Linked DNA regions of Homo sapiens: region 1 is linked to region 2. The links are chromatin contacts, found by Hi-C in ENCODE. All regions are on one chromosome and are shown on one strand. The core of a region is the stretch at or near the end of the contact, and the rest is flanking DNA. Distances in the headings are between cores, read along the strand shown. Region 1 overlaps GALNT18 (polypeptide N-acetylgalactosaminyltransferase 18). Region 2 has its middle 78 kb from the start of LINC02752.

Evidence for each region. Hi-C counts contacts between places; a loop is a spot of excess contacts on that map. Pooled maps may share reads with other maps.
Region 1: a map with no recorded cell type shows a loop between it and region 2 (4-fold over the local background). The contact joins two enhancer-like sites. A Hi-C loop is called at or near these places in 2 of 37 single-sample maps with no recorded cell type and 3 of 50 pooled maps.

What each region holds. Positions count from the first base shown.
Region 1 is chr11:11,448,891-11,455,921 of GRCh38, forward strand. GALNT18 (polypeptide N-acetylgalactosaminyltransferase 18) reads right to left here. Exons shown (of 11, transcript NM_198516.3): 2 at 1-46. Among named protein-coding and RNA genes, the nearest start is that of CSNK2A3, 99 kb to the left of the region's middle. Within about 2 kb of position 2,346, at least 2 of the 41 ENCODE cell types and tissues checked have a DNase peak (open chromatin) inside an H3K27ac peak, as active enhancers do.
Region 2 is chr11:11,033,837-11,040,847 of GRCh38, forward strand. No RefSeq gene overlaps it. Among named protein-coding and RNA genes, the nearest start is that of LINC02752, 78 kb to the right of the region's middle. RefSeq lists enhancers at 3,007-3,507, 3,508-4,008. Within about 2 kb of position 4,740, at least 6 of the 41 ENCODE cell types and tissues checked have a DNase peak (open chromatin) inside an H3K27ac peak, as active enhancers do.

The sequences.
Region 1 (7,031 bases), core at 1,096-3,595, 410 kb after region 2:
TCTGTGAAGGGCTCGGCCTCTGCCTCCTCAGGCTTGGCAGGAGCCTCTGGAGAAAGAAGGAACAGGAGACAGTGGGTCAGAGTGCACCCCTGCATGTGCCATGACAATCCCTTTCCCTTCCTCACAAACAGCCTTTGGTAAAACAATCTTAGCCCCTTCTTTCGGGGTCAGTGCTGACTTGGGTTTTCATGCTTCCCAAAGACCCATTCATCCATGAATCCATCCATTCATCTAACCCACAACCACCAGGCACAGGAGTTAGAGAAATACACCTGACAGGGTCTGCTGAGAAGCTAATGGATGTGACATTGATGCCCCATGGCTTCAAGTCAGGACCCCCTTTTTCCCCAGTCTGCCTCCCTGCCAGAGATGTTGGCCCCAGCCCTCAAACTGGGCATCTGCTTCTCTGTCCCTAGCCTGTACCCCCATTTCCTGCAATTCCCAAGCCCACCCCACATTGAGGCACCCAAGCTGGGAGTCTACTCCTCCACCCAGTTCTTGCCAGCCCTTCTCCCTCTTCACTGTCTGGTCCTCCAGTGAGTTGCCTGGTGCACCATGTGACATTCACCTGGCTGTCAGCACCCCGGCCAGACTGCCTCCTGCTGCTTCCAGACACTGCCCACCAGAATAGCAAATCCATGACACAGGTGACAGCCAAGCCACACCCAGCCTGCCCTGCGCTCTGGGCCCTGCTCATGGGAGCCCTTGTGGACTTGGTGGAGGCAGCTCAAGGCCAGCACATGGTTTCCCAGGAACTTCCCAGAAAAATGGAGGGGAATCACTAACTGTGAGAGCAGAGGCTTTGAAGTCACACAGTCGTGGATTCCAGTCAGTGCTCCACCACGTCCTGGCTACATGACCATAGCACAGTCAACCTCCCAAGGCCAAAATTCCCCAACCTAGAATGCAGAGATAATAATACCCAACCAGCCTCCAGAGATTGTGAGGATTCCATTAAATAAAGTGTATAAAGCATTTAGATCAGTTTATGTCTCAGAACAAGTGCACAGCCAATGGCAATTAGGGTTATTATAGCAAGGGAAGGTTATTGAAATCTCTCTTTGATGGGGGCTAAAAGATAGATCTTGCCAGGACATGGGCTGATAGTCCAGGACTTTGGAATTACTTCCCTGGGACAGGCCATCAGGTGAATCATTTGAGGTCAGAAATCAGAGAAATTGGACAGAACTGGCAAGCCCACTGGACAGGGTCGTCTATGCTCACAAATTCATGAGGGAAGTAAGAGATGGAGCCAGGAGCCTGGAATGAGACAGTGATCAGAAAAAACAGAAGCAGGTCAGGGACAGGAGAGGCAGGCTTGGGACACCTGCCCACATCCCCTTGTTGGCCTGTATGGAGTCAATGGGTGTATGACACACCTAGGTACAGGCTGGAGATGAGTAAGGAGCTAGGGTTCTGAAGTCTTCAAGGCTGGAGTGCTGGGGCTATGGACTGCCACCTCCTCATGCGATGCTCTCCTAAAAGCCCATCTGAGAGAGAGGAGACTGCCTGGGAACAAAAGAGGGAGGCTTCCAAAACATAGGCTCCCCCTACCATGGAAGGGGTGCTCCAGTGGCAGGAAGCCTCCATCACCAGAAGCAGGCAGAGGCTATCAAGAGTAGAAGGGGACTTAGCAAGCTCACGATCCTGAAAGCAGAGATGCCAGAGACCTCAGTGTGAGAGATGCAAAAAGATCTGTCAACAAACTCCCAGGTGCCGAACTCACTGGGTGCACATGCATTAAGGTACCTCTCCGGGCCACGTCCTCCAAATGGGACACCCCTGTAACTCTTGGGATAACCATCAGAGCTAACACTTGATGAGTGCTCACTCCTACCACGAGCCAGGCTCTGTCCTAAGCATTTTCTCTTATCAACTCATCTCACCCTATAAGGTAGGAATTGTTGTCATCTTCATTTTATATATAAAGAAAGTGAGGCATAGAGAGAATAAAAAACTTGTCCAGGTTCACACAGAAGAAAGTGCAGTAGCTGGATTTCAGTCCTGGGAAGGCTCTCCCCAGGCAGTGGTCCTCCCACTATGCTATACAGCCTCTATAAGGCAATGAGCTGCTAAAGTACGTGAAGTACAAAGACAAACATGGCATACCATCTCGGTGACTGATTTTCCTTAAAGACATAAAAGCAAAGTCGGAAAATTTAAACAGATTAGGATATACTGAAGAATAAAATGCAAACTATGCAAACTCTTCTAAGACACAGCATTGTCAGGATTGCAGTGGCTTGCCCAAATCTCCATCTCAGAACTTGCTCATTCTTCTCCCCTACTAGGCATGCTTGAAGGGTAGCACAAGCATGCATGATCTTGAAGGTCCTTGTTATCTCTAAAAAGATGTATGACTCATTCGTTTGGAATGGGGGGTAGTAAAAATCTAAATCAGTGAACCAACTGAATCATATAATATTTAAAAGAAATGTAGTTTTATTGCTCTCGAATACCTAAGTGGATATTACTAAGTAAAATGAGATCAGTTAATGGAAAATTATGATCCAAAATTAGGCCTGCATTGCATAATAATATATTATAAACATATTAAAGTCCTGGTGACACCACATGGTCCTACCTTTTCACTCAGTATGGGCACGAAGGATGACAAACTCAAAGCCAGTGAGTCCTGAAAGATGAGGTGGAGGGCCTACAGCAGGAAAGGTGTAATATTTGTTGAATTTCTGCCAAGAGTCAAGCACTGCGATAGGTCATTTCCTTATCGAATGTTGCCTCTCTTCCTCCTCACTGGTGCAACTCCACAGAGCAGGACCACATCTGACTTGACCCCTGCTGGACTGCCAGCTCCTAGCACAGTAACTGCTTCTTACAAGGGACTCAATCGATCATTTCAAAATACATCAGTTAATAAGTAACCCATAGTGGTTAGACAAGATGAAACCAAAAGTGAAAAGGTTAAATGTCTAATCCAAGGCCACCCAGTGTGTCAGTGACATCGAATAAAGGCCTGGCTCCTCCAAACTCCACATTCTTTTCTCTACACCAGGGGTGGCAAACCATGGTCCAAGGGCCACTACTTGTCTTTGTAAATAAAGTTTTATTAGAACACAGTCACATCCACTTGTTAACATATTCTCTTTGGAGCTGAAGAGCAGAGTTGAGTATGTATGACAGAGATGATATGACCCGAGAATCTGAAAACACTATCTGATTCTTTAAAAACAAAAAAAAGTGTGCCACCCCCAACATTTTCCCGAGCCCTGTCTGCCCTGTACCTTAGAGTTGACTCTCCTGAGGTAAGGAGGCCTTGCCTCTCTGAACTCTATTTAATTTTCTTTACTTCCAAAGAATTGGTTAAGAACACTGGCTGTGGAGTCAGAATCCTAGGGTTTATCCTCCAGCTCTACCATTTGCCAGTTTGGTCCACCTCACCCTGAGCCTCAGTTTCCTCTTCTGGAAAATGGGGTTGATAACAATAGTGCCTTCTTCATAGAACATGTGTGAGGATAAATGAGATGGTCAGGTAAGGAGCTTGGCACGGTGCCTGGCACATAGTAAGCTCTCCATAAACACTGCTGAAGCCCGCACAAAGCCCACAGCCCTATCGGGCCGCCGGAGTTGGGACAGGAAGGTGACCTTGCCAAGGTCCCCAGCTCTAGAAGATGCTGACGCCTTCCAGCCCCACATGAAGGCTTTCCATGTCCATAGACAAGTGGTCTATGCTTAACCAGACCTGGACTCCACTCCCGTCTCCAGTGAGAAAGCAGGCCTACATGGTCATCCAGCAAAGGGGACCACCTTTGACATAAGGGGGACAGGCAAAGAGGCCTCAGAGAAGTGTCTGGGCTGGGTCTTCTACAGGGGTCCTGGGGTGTTTGGCATATCTGGTGATACCCAGACCCTCTGATGTCTGGCATCTAGGGATGAGGCACCTTCCAGGATTGGACTCTGGCTGAAGCCCCTGCAGGCATTCAGACCTACCTGGGCATGTCTGACCAACTGATGAGGTGACTTAAGAGAAGCACATCTCCAGGGGCTGAGGACTCCCCAGGAGGGCCCATTCGAGGCAGAGATTGAGCAGGGCACAATGAACTCTGTGAGCTGCAAAGCCAGAGAGTGTGAAGGGGAGTATTTGGAGGATTCTGAGCACAACACAGAGGCTGTTACTCGCCCCCTGCCCTCACCCAGCCCTGAGTGCTTGTCTGGGTCCCAGGGAGAAATAGGATGAAAGGGAAAGTGAAGGGGCTGCTTCACCAGACAGCCATGCTTGGGGACCAAGCGGTGCTTGAGTCAGGGAAGGTGGAAGGAAAGGGATGATGTGATTAGGGCAGGTTGGGGAGCCCCAAGTACGGCCTGAGGAGACCCCTGGGCCAGGGGAAACATTACCATGCCACGTCCTTCTCTGATCAGAACCCTCCAAGGGCCTTCCGCCACCTTCTTGTTAAACACCTGCAAGGCCCAGCACTCACCTCCCATCTCTGCCCCTGGTTTTCTCCTCTCCAGCCACACCGGCCACTCATCAGACTCACCAGGCACATCTCACCTGAGTGCCTCAGCTCCAGCATTTCCCTGCACATCCTCCTGGTCAGTTCCCTCACTTCTATGTCTTTACTCAAAAGTCACTTTCTCAGCAAACCCTATCCTAAACATCCAGCCCTCTCCCCAGTTTTTACATATATAGTCTCTGATATGGTTTGGCTACGTCCCCACCCAAATCTCATGTTGAATTGTAGCTCCTATAATTCCCATGTGTTGTGGGAGGGACCCGGTGGAGGTAACTGAATCATGGGGGCAAGTCTTTCCCATGCTGTTCTCACGATAGTGAATAACCCTCAAGAGATCTGACGGTTTTATAAAGGGGAGCTTCCCTGCACACGCTCTCTTCCCTGCCACCACGTAAGGTGTGCTTTTGCTCCTCTTTCACCTTCCACCATGATTGTGAGGCCTCCCAGTCATGTGGAACTGTGAGTCCATTAAGCCTTCTTTTCTTTATAAATTACCCAGTCTCACTTACGTCTTTCTTAGCAGCATGAGAACAGACTAATATAGTCTCCATTCATTTTGCTTGTTGTTTGTTTCCCTGACTGGAACGTGGCTCTGTGAGGTCAGGCATTTGCTTTGTTCTCTGTTGAGTCCCTCAGACTCAGAACAGCATCTGGCGCCTAGTAGGTGCTTAACCAATACCAGTAAAATGAACGAATAGGGCATTAGCAGTGGGTCGTCGTGAGGTCAGAAAACTCCCTGCCTACTAGAGATTCCCCAAATCTTTCAGAGGGAGTAGAAAGGGGGCTGCAGTCCTGTGCCAGCAGGTAGGAGCACAAAGCCAGTGAAGGCATGGCCGGGGCAAATTCCAGCTGTGTGCAGTTAATTCCTCCCCAGTTCACTTAAGCAAATGATTGTGCACAGTTACGCAGACTGGCACGGCATGTTTAAGAGCTTCTCAGGTAGTTCCACAAAATACGGTCAGTGGTAAGCAATCTCCACTGCTCTCCCAGGACTCCTCTGTAAATCTCTTATACCAGAGAATTACCAGGCTTCTCTCCCAAGTATCCAGAATAGGACTGTGCATGGAGTAATTACCCCCAAAATATAGGGAGAAGGAAGATAAGGAGGGAGGCAGGGAGAGAAGGAGGCTGTGTCTTCTTCTTGCCTCTCTCTCTCTCTCTCTTTCAAATCTCACCAAGTAAGGCTCAGAATCAAAAAGATTCCACTGAAGGGTCCAAACATCCCTCTTCCCAGAAACCCAGGCACAAAGGGCAATGAGGTGGGAAGACCCAGAGACTCTAGAAAACTGGCCTAAGATGCCCTCAGGAAGTGTCCAGCTCAAACCACAGAACCACAGAGAGCCAGAGAGTCAGGCCAGGAGTGCTCTTCCTTCCTTGAAACCCAGCCTGCGGTGTCCTCAAAGCTCTGGCAGACACGTTGATACCCATCTTCCCTCCTGAGTCTCCTCAGTCTCCAAGGTGCTCATTACAGAAATCCTCACCATCAAGCCCTGAGGGGAGGATTCCCTCCAGAGGACACTAATCACTCCACCCTTGAAGAGAAAGGTACAGTTGATGGGTCTGTGCAAAGCATGACATTTCTGACATTAACAGGCAAACAGGCTGACTCCTTCCTCATTGTTGACATTGAAATTCTCCCTGAGGGAACCAGCAAGCAGTCATTCCTGCCCATCCCCAGGGTGCGGGGAGCTGCAGCTTGGCCAGCCCTATTCAGAGATGCTCCCTGATAGCTGTGCTTCCTTTGTTTGCTGGGCCTTGGAGCTCACTGTCAGCTTTGCCCACAAAGGGTGTTAATCCCTTTTATCATCTAAGCAACAAATATTTCAGCAAGTTTGTTCTATGCCAAGCTTATTGCTTGGGTATTGAAATATTAAGATTACTCAGATGTGTTCCCTATCCTCATATAGCATCCAACTTAGTGGGAAGAGCAAATATATAGAGAATGTAAACAATGCTCTGATCAAGGGTATATAAGATGCCATTGGGTCCCTGTAGGTGAGGGGAAATGGGGCAGAGGGAAGGCTTCCTAAAGGAAAGGATGCTTGAAGTGAGGGGAAATGGGGCAGAGGGAAGGCTTCCTAAAGGAAAAGATGCTTGAATTGAAGAATAAGTGCAATCCTCAAGCTCACTCCAGGGAAGTACACCCCAAAGTAGAGGCCAAGAAGAACCAGGATGCAGGAGGAGGAAAGAGCACTCTGTGGGGCTCAAAGCTGCTAGACAGGTGGCTGTACAGATCGGAAACCAAGAAGCCAGACCCAGAGCATCCAGAGCCTCAGCAGGCTGGGGGTAGCCCATGGAATGGGGGCAGGAAGAACCACAGTGAAGACTGCGAGTCTGAAAGCCTTGGGATTAGCGTTATTATTTGGAAATAGTTTCTGAACCTACAAGCAAGTATCCCAAAGCTCAGCATGGTAAGCATCACAAAAAGGTACTCTCTAAAGTGGCACTGGGCACAGTGACTCATGCCTGTAAACTCAGCACTTTGGGAGGCCAAGGTGGGCATATTGCTTCAGGCCTGGAGTTTAAGACCAGCCTGGGTAACATGCAGAAACCCCATCT
Region 2 (7,011 bases), core at 3,490-5,989:
GTTGAATGGTTAAACTATCTGTGGTACATACATATCATGGAATACTACTCAACCATAAAAGGACCGAGCGCAGTGGCTGACGCCTGTAATCCCAGCACTTTCGGAGGCCGAGGCGGGCAGATCACGAGGTCAGGAGATCGAGACCATCCTGGCTAACACGGTGAAACCCTGTCTCTACTAAAAATACAAAAAAATTAGCCGGGCGTGGTGGCGGGTGCCTGTAGTCCCAGCTACTCGGGAGGCTGAGGCAGGAGAATGGCACGAACCTGGGGGGCGGAGCTTGCAGTGAGTGGAGATCGCGCCACCGCACTCCAGCCTGGGCGACAGAGCGAGACTCCGTCTCGGGGGAAAAAAAAAAAAAAAAAGAAAATGGGCAGAATGTATAATATCAAAATAATGGCACAACCGCTCTGGAAAACAGTTTAACAGTTTCTTTTAAAAAAATGCAACTGCCATGCTACCTAACAATTACAGGTTCAGGCATTTCTCCCCGAGAAATGCTTACATTTACAGTAAGCAGTGCACAGATATTTATAGCAGGTTTATTTGTAATAGCTAAAAACTGGAATCAGTCCAGATGTCCTGCAACAGTTGAATGGTTAAACTATCTGTGGTACGTACATATCATGGAATACTACTCAACCGTAAAAGTAACAAACTACCTGTACTCATATATGCAACAATTTGGATCAATCTATAGGGAATTTTGCTGCATGGAAAAAGCTAATACCAAGAGGTTGCATACTGCATGATTTCATTTATATAACATTCTTGAAATGAGAGCATTTTAGAATTGGGAGACAGACTGGTGGTTGCCCAGGGTTAGGACCTAGGGGAAGGCGGTTGGCGTGGGAGGAAGATAGGTGTGATTATGAAAGGTCAGATGAGGGATCCTGGTGGTGTTGAAATGTCTTCACTGTGTGGTGGAGGCATGAGCGTAACACAGGTGATAACAATGTGTGAAACACCCCCCACCCCACAAACACACACAAATCCGTACAGGTAAAGTAGGAAATCAGGATAAGATGTGTGGATTGTGTCAGTGTCAATCAGTGATATTGTACTATAGTCTTGCAAAACAAAACAAACATTTTGTTACCATGGGGAAGCTGGACATAATGTACAAAGACTCCCTCTGTATTATTTCTTATAACTGCATGTGACTTTATAATCATCTCAATAAAAGTTTCAATAAAAAATAAGTTAAAGCCAAAGCCTACGGGTTTTTAACAAAAACCTCGAGGAAAACTTAAAGAGCTGTCCACCCCTGCTTTGAGAATGTAGAGTCCTGGATAAGCAATTAAGTTTTGTTGAGACCAGCACTTCTTTTTTTTTTTTTTTTAATTTTTTATTATTATACTTTAAGTTTTAGGGTACATGTGCACAATGTGCAGGTTAGTTACATATGTATACATGTGCCATGCTGGTGTGCTGCACCCATTAACTCGTCATTTAGCATTAGGTATAACTCCTAATGCTATCCCTCCCCCCTCCCCCCACCCCACAACAGTCCCCAGAGTGTGATGTTCCCCTTCCTGTGTCCATGTGAGACCAGCACTTCTTAATTGGGGTCAGTACCACCCCATGGGGGTGTGTTTGAAAATGTCTGGGAGTGGTTATGGTTGTCACACTGACTGGGGGATGTCTTTGGTACTCAGTGGACAGGACCAAGAATGCTAAATATCCCGCAGTGCCTGGGACAACCTGACACATGGTGAGAATATTCTTAACCCCAAATGCCAGCAGCATTCCACTGAGAAACAAGATTAGATGGCTAAAATCTTAGCAACTATTTAGATAGTTTGTGCCTTAACATTTAAGTGAAATCTATGCTTATTCTATATCTTGTCATCATAAAATTGAGTTTCTAAGTCTGTTTATTAATGGACAAAGAGCCTTCCCTTAATATTAAACATTTTTAAAGTTTAATTTTTAAATAATAGTTTTAAGCTCAAGACTCTAAAATTGTTATAGGAAACATTTATTGCAATATATTTGTTGTAATGAAGAATATTTCATTTTTTTTGGAGAAAACAGTCTTTTTTTATCTTGTTTAAAGTTGTGAACTATATTTTCTGCAGAAATTTGATCTTCACCTTACCTAACCTTAACCTTAACCTTCTTAACCTTAACCTTAACCTTTGTGATGATGACATCACTGATACTGTGCTAATTAACTCAATTAGTAGAAACGGACAGTGTGAACTACTTTAAAAGAGAAGCATAGCTGGAGATAGGTTTTTTTTCAAAGTTTATTTTACAAGTAAAATATAGTGAATTTGATTACCTCAAAAACATAACAGAGAATCTCTTTTTCATGCCATTTCTCAGTAAGGTTTTTAGCTCTTCTCATTTAACTTTTTCTTTTCTTTATGAAGTCCTGAGATAAATGAGCCATTTCTGGAGGAACAATCCAGATGGCTTTTGCGGTCACCATCCTGGAGTATGAATTGAGGAGGAAGGCGTTCTTTTCAAAATGAGCCACAAGCAAAACTCCTCCTGGTTGGTCATCCATTCTCTGCCCTGACATGTTGTGTGCAGAAACCCATGTGACAGCATGAGTGTGTTGTGTGGATATGTGCTTCCCAGGACAGGATTATGTACAGGGGAGTTGTACAGACATGGAGTGTACAGATACATTGTAGAGACAAATGTTAAAGAGACATACAGTGTACAGAAATTGGATTGTAGAGATATGAACTTCACATACAGGAGTTACAAAAGCATGGTATGCAGATTGGATTATTGAGATGCAGGTTGTCTAGACACTGGCCCTGAAGGCATAGGTTGTGTAGACACAGCCTGGGACCAAGCTCTTTGGTCCTGGCCTTAAAGCAGGGTGTGCAGCATGAGCCCAGTGATGGTTGCCTGGCTATGTGCCAGAAGTGGGACTCTGATGTCTGTGCAGAGGGTGAGGGCAGGACGGTATATTCTGCCACTCTACTTTGAGCACTGGCTTTGAAGCTTTCCCTCCAATGCCATTCCCACCCCCAAGGGACTCAGGAAATGACTTCTGTCTTTTCTTTGATAGAACAAAGAAAGAGAGAGTTCTAATAGATGAGAGAGAGAGAAAGAGAGAGAGAGAGAGAGAGAGAAAGAGAGAACACCAGATTCAGACACAGAAGGTTCTCAAGGATGACCATGGTGAAGTCTGGGCTTCAGCAGGTCTTACAGACCACCAGGGGTCAGTCTTGGGTTCTACAAGAGGAAACCAGGAGGTATTTGCTCAGCACTGGTTCTCACCTGAGGACCATTCAGAGGAATTTATTCCACTTTAATATACTATGGTGTTAGCAGCTTTGAAATTCTTTACCGCCAAGGGGGCCTTAAAGCCAATGAAGCAGGAGTCTCAGGAATGACCCGTATGTCAGGCCTGCTTGTTTATAATCCTCAGGACCACAATAAAAGGCAAGTTTAATCGCCTGGTGATTCGGGACTTGGGGGCCCAAGTGTGCTAACCCACCCGTCAGGCCCAGGGGTCTGCCTGAGCTTGGGAGGGAGGGAGTTTGGGGCTGGGCCTGGTTGGGAAGCCTCAGGCCTGGGCTAGGTCCAGGGCTGGGCTGGGCTGAGGCTGGGGCTGGAGGGGGCTTCAAGTGAACTTTGGTTCTGAGGTCACTGGTTTTCCTGTTGTAGTAACTGACTTCACAGACTCTGTCAGGATGAAGGAAGACACAATGCTGCCAGTACAGCTGCTTCTACAGGAAGCCCCATCCCTGATAGCTAAGGCTAGACTCAGCTTGGTACTTAGTGATAAAAACAAGAACACTACCACAGCTATTGCACATTTACTATGTGCCTGGCACCACTGTAAGCACTTTTGTGCTTCTTTAATCCTCATAAGAATCCTAGGAGGTAAGTACTAGTATTATCCCCATGGACAGATGAGGGAAGTAAGGTTTAAATAACCTAAGTAACTTGCCTCAGGTCACTCAGCTGGTAAATGCCACAGCTGGGGTGAACCCAGGCACTCTGGCTCCTTAGCCATGCTCACAACCCACACTACTAGATAATACTGCAACGTTAAGAGCCTTTGGAGAGTCTATATGTCAGCCCTCTTGTGGCAGATGAGGAAACTGAGGCCCAGACCCAGGTCACATAGCTGGTGAGTGGTAGAGTTTGAACCCAGACCCAGGTCTCTGGCTCCCAGCTTAGAGCTCTTGTCACAATACCATGCAGCCACCATTTGCACCAAACCAAGTTGCAAGACATTTTAGCTAAAATGCAAGCTTTGGGTCAAGGAATTGGAAAGGGCCAGAATTATCCTACGGTCTCCCGGCCTCATGGGGTTGAATGCTTCATAACTAAGCCCAGGCACTATCAGCTTGTCAGAGGGTAGGGGCCAAGGACATGGCCCCTCCAGCTGCAGACAAACTGCTGGGCAGGATCCAGGCTGGGGTCAGCTAATAGCCCCTACACTTCCACCCCCATTTCCAGGCCAGGGGGACACATCCTGGACAAGCGAGAAAACCTGGCAGAAAGAAACAGAGAATTTTTCTTCCTTCAGGCAAACAGGCTCCTCTCAGATCAGAAACTGTGACAGGGTTTTCATGGGAGGTACAGGCTGTGATAGGAACAGAGAGCTCTGGTATAAGCAGCTCTGAGAGAAGGAGTAAATCATCTCCTGAAATGTTCTGGGCAGCTGCTCACTCACTAACAAAAATACCCTGCTTGGCACAGCTCTGGTCACTCAAAAACTACTCCAGGGACCTGGCAATTTTCAAGGTGTGGCTCTGCTCTTGAGGAAGGCAAAAGGAACTGTTGGGAGAAGAGTGCAGTGTGTGCCAGGCCCTCAGAGCGGGGATGCAGGGGAGCCCAGAGGAACTCTGAGCAGGGCTAGGGGTAGAAAATAGCAGTGCAGAGCTCAATGGTGCCTGCGCCTCCCAGCTCCCCAGCAACCTGCGCTTGTGCCTAGCTCAGCAGGTGTTTGTTGAGTGGAACTGAAATCAATAATGAGAAAATCCTGAATGAAGGCTCCAAACAACAAATTGCTCAAGTGTAGGACGAGGAAAGCTGGCTTAGCAGAGGCCAGGGTGCAAAGCTCTGGGGAGCTTTAGCTGAGTGAACACTCATTATGAGCCAGCTATGTGTTGTGGCTGTCAGCAAAGCTAATGAATCTATCCTAAATTGTGCTACCGTCAGCTTCGATTCCAGATCAAAGGGGAAGATAATCCCTGCAGGCTTTGCTTTGGTCAGCCCATCAGTCCAGATCTGAAAATCCATGTCCACTTCTGGGCCTCACATGTTTAAGGGGATTTGGGCAAATTGGAACATATTCAGAGAAGAAAGATGCAAAGATATGAAGCCATGTCATGCTGACTGATGCAGGACTGGGACTATTTGGGCTGCGAAACATTGGTCTGGAAGCAGGGAAGAGGAGGGGAGCTGGCGGTTGTTTTTGAAACTGTGAAGGGCTCTTGTGGGAAGGGAGAATTAGGTATTCTGATTTGTACCAGAGGCAGCAAAGAGTTAAATAAGAAGCAGGAGATTTGGAGCCAGACAGATGTGGGTTCATGTGCTGGCTCCTTCTCATTTTACCAGGTGACAATGGTCAAGCCACATGACCTCCTCAAGCTTCAGTACTAAATCAGTGAGATGGAAACAGAAATGCTTATTGCTCAGCACTGTCGGGATTATACACCCAGCACAACACCTTCCCCATAGTGGCTACCCAAAGACCTTTTCCCTTTCCGTCCAGAAGACAGAAGCTTCCCAAAGGAGTACCATGGCAGGAGGAAGGGCAAACTTCCTCACAGTCATGGCTGGCTTCAAAAGCCAACTTGCTTTTTATGTTGCTTTGTTTATGTTTTTCTCCTAGAAGAATGCTTACTTTTTATTCCCTTTCCTTTTGGCCTGTGTTATCATAGTTTCTAATATAAATTATTGAGTCACTTTGCATTTTTTAAAAATGAGAAACAGAACACACAAGTACAAGGCATCTAGCCCTAACAATTGTTTATTTTCAACCAGGGGCTGCTTGTCTCTTTGGTTAGCGCTGAAGAGGCTCTTTTAAGTCTGAAAATGGACTTCTCATTCTGGGGCTGGATGACTCACCCGAGCTTAATGTCCCTAGATGGGGTCCCCATCCCATCCCCAAAGCCTCTGTCCTAAGTTCTGCAAAGGGTTAGAGGCCAATGTCTCTGTCCTAACCCCCACCAAGACAGCTAACCTGGGGTGAAAGATAACTCAGGGGAATTATTAGAACATGTCTGGCTGCTTCTGTAAATGTATGAATAGAAGCCCATTGTCCCTATCATTCCTGACTTCTGTTGGGCCAGGCCTCAGTTAGTCCATGCTGATGGGCACGGTGGAGGCTTTATCTGTTAGACTCCTTGGATGGAGGCTCTCTTGGAGCCTAGGACTAATATCCATCAGCAGAGGCAGGACAGTTCTCACTCTGACGTTCTGCAACTCCCTGAAAGTGTAGAGAGAATGGGTGCAGTCAGAAGAGTTTATGGACTGTCCGGGTGGCACTGATGGGCCCAGTGAGCTGTGTAGTGAGTGACCTATGGAGTTTGGAGATTGGGGGGCCACTGGCATGTCATTAACTCAAAGCAGCAAATGAGGCAGCATGGTTGGAGGGAGGAGCTGGATTGGAGGATGTGGCGGGGGAGCCCAGGACTCAGTGAGATGGTAGTCTTGCGTGTCGCTTCTGGAGAGATGGATGAAGTCAGAAACAGGAGAATGAACAATGAGGCCTGTAAACAGCAGAAGTGAAGAACAGGATGGGATAAAGGCCGTGGAGCAGGACACACAGTTCAGGGCTGATGCCATGAGCAGTGAGAGGGCTGGAGGGCGTGGCAGGGGTACGGGATAGTGGATTGAAGGGCCAGGGAACACGAATACTGGCCAAGGGTTTCCCCAATAGGCCTCTATTGATTCCCAGCACAGAAAAGTCACGACCTCAGTTGTACATTGTGGAGCATGGTCAAAGCCAAGTCCTGTCTTTGACGTTCATGCCAAGCCTAATTGGATCCAAATAAGGTCCGTATGCTACAATTGTTTGATGTCTCT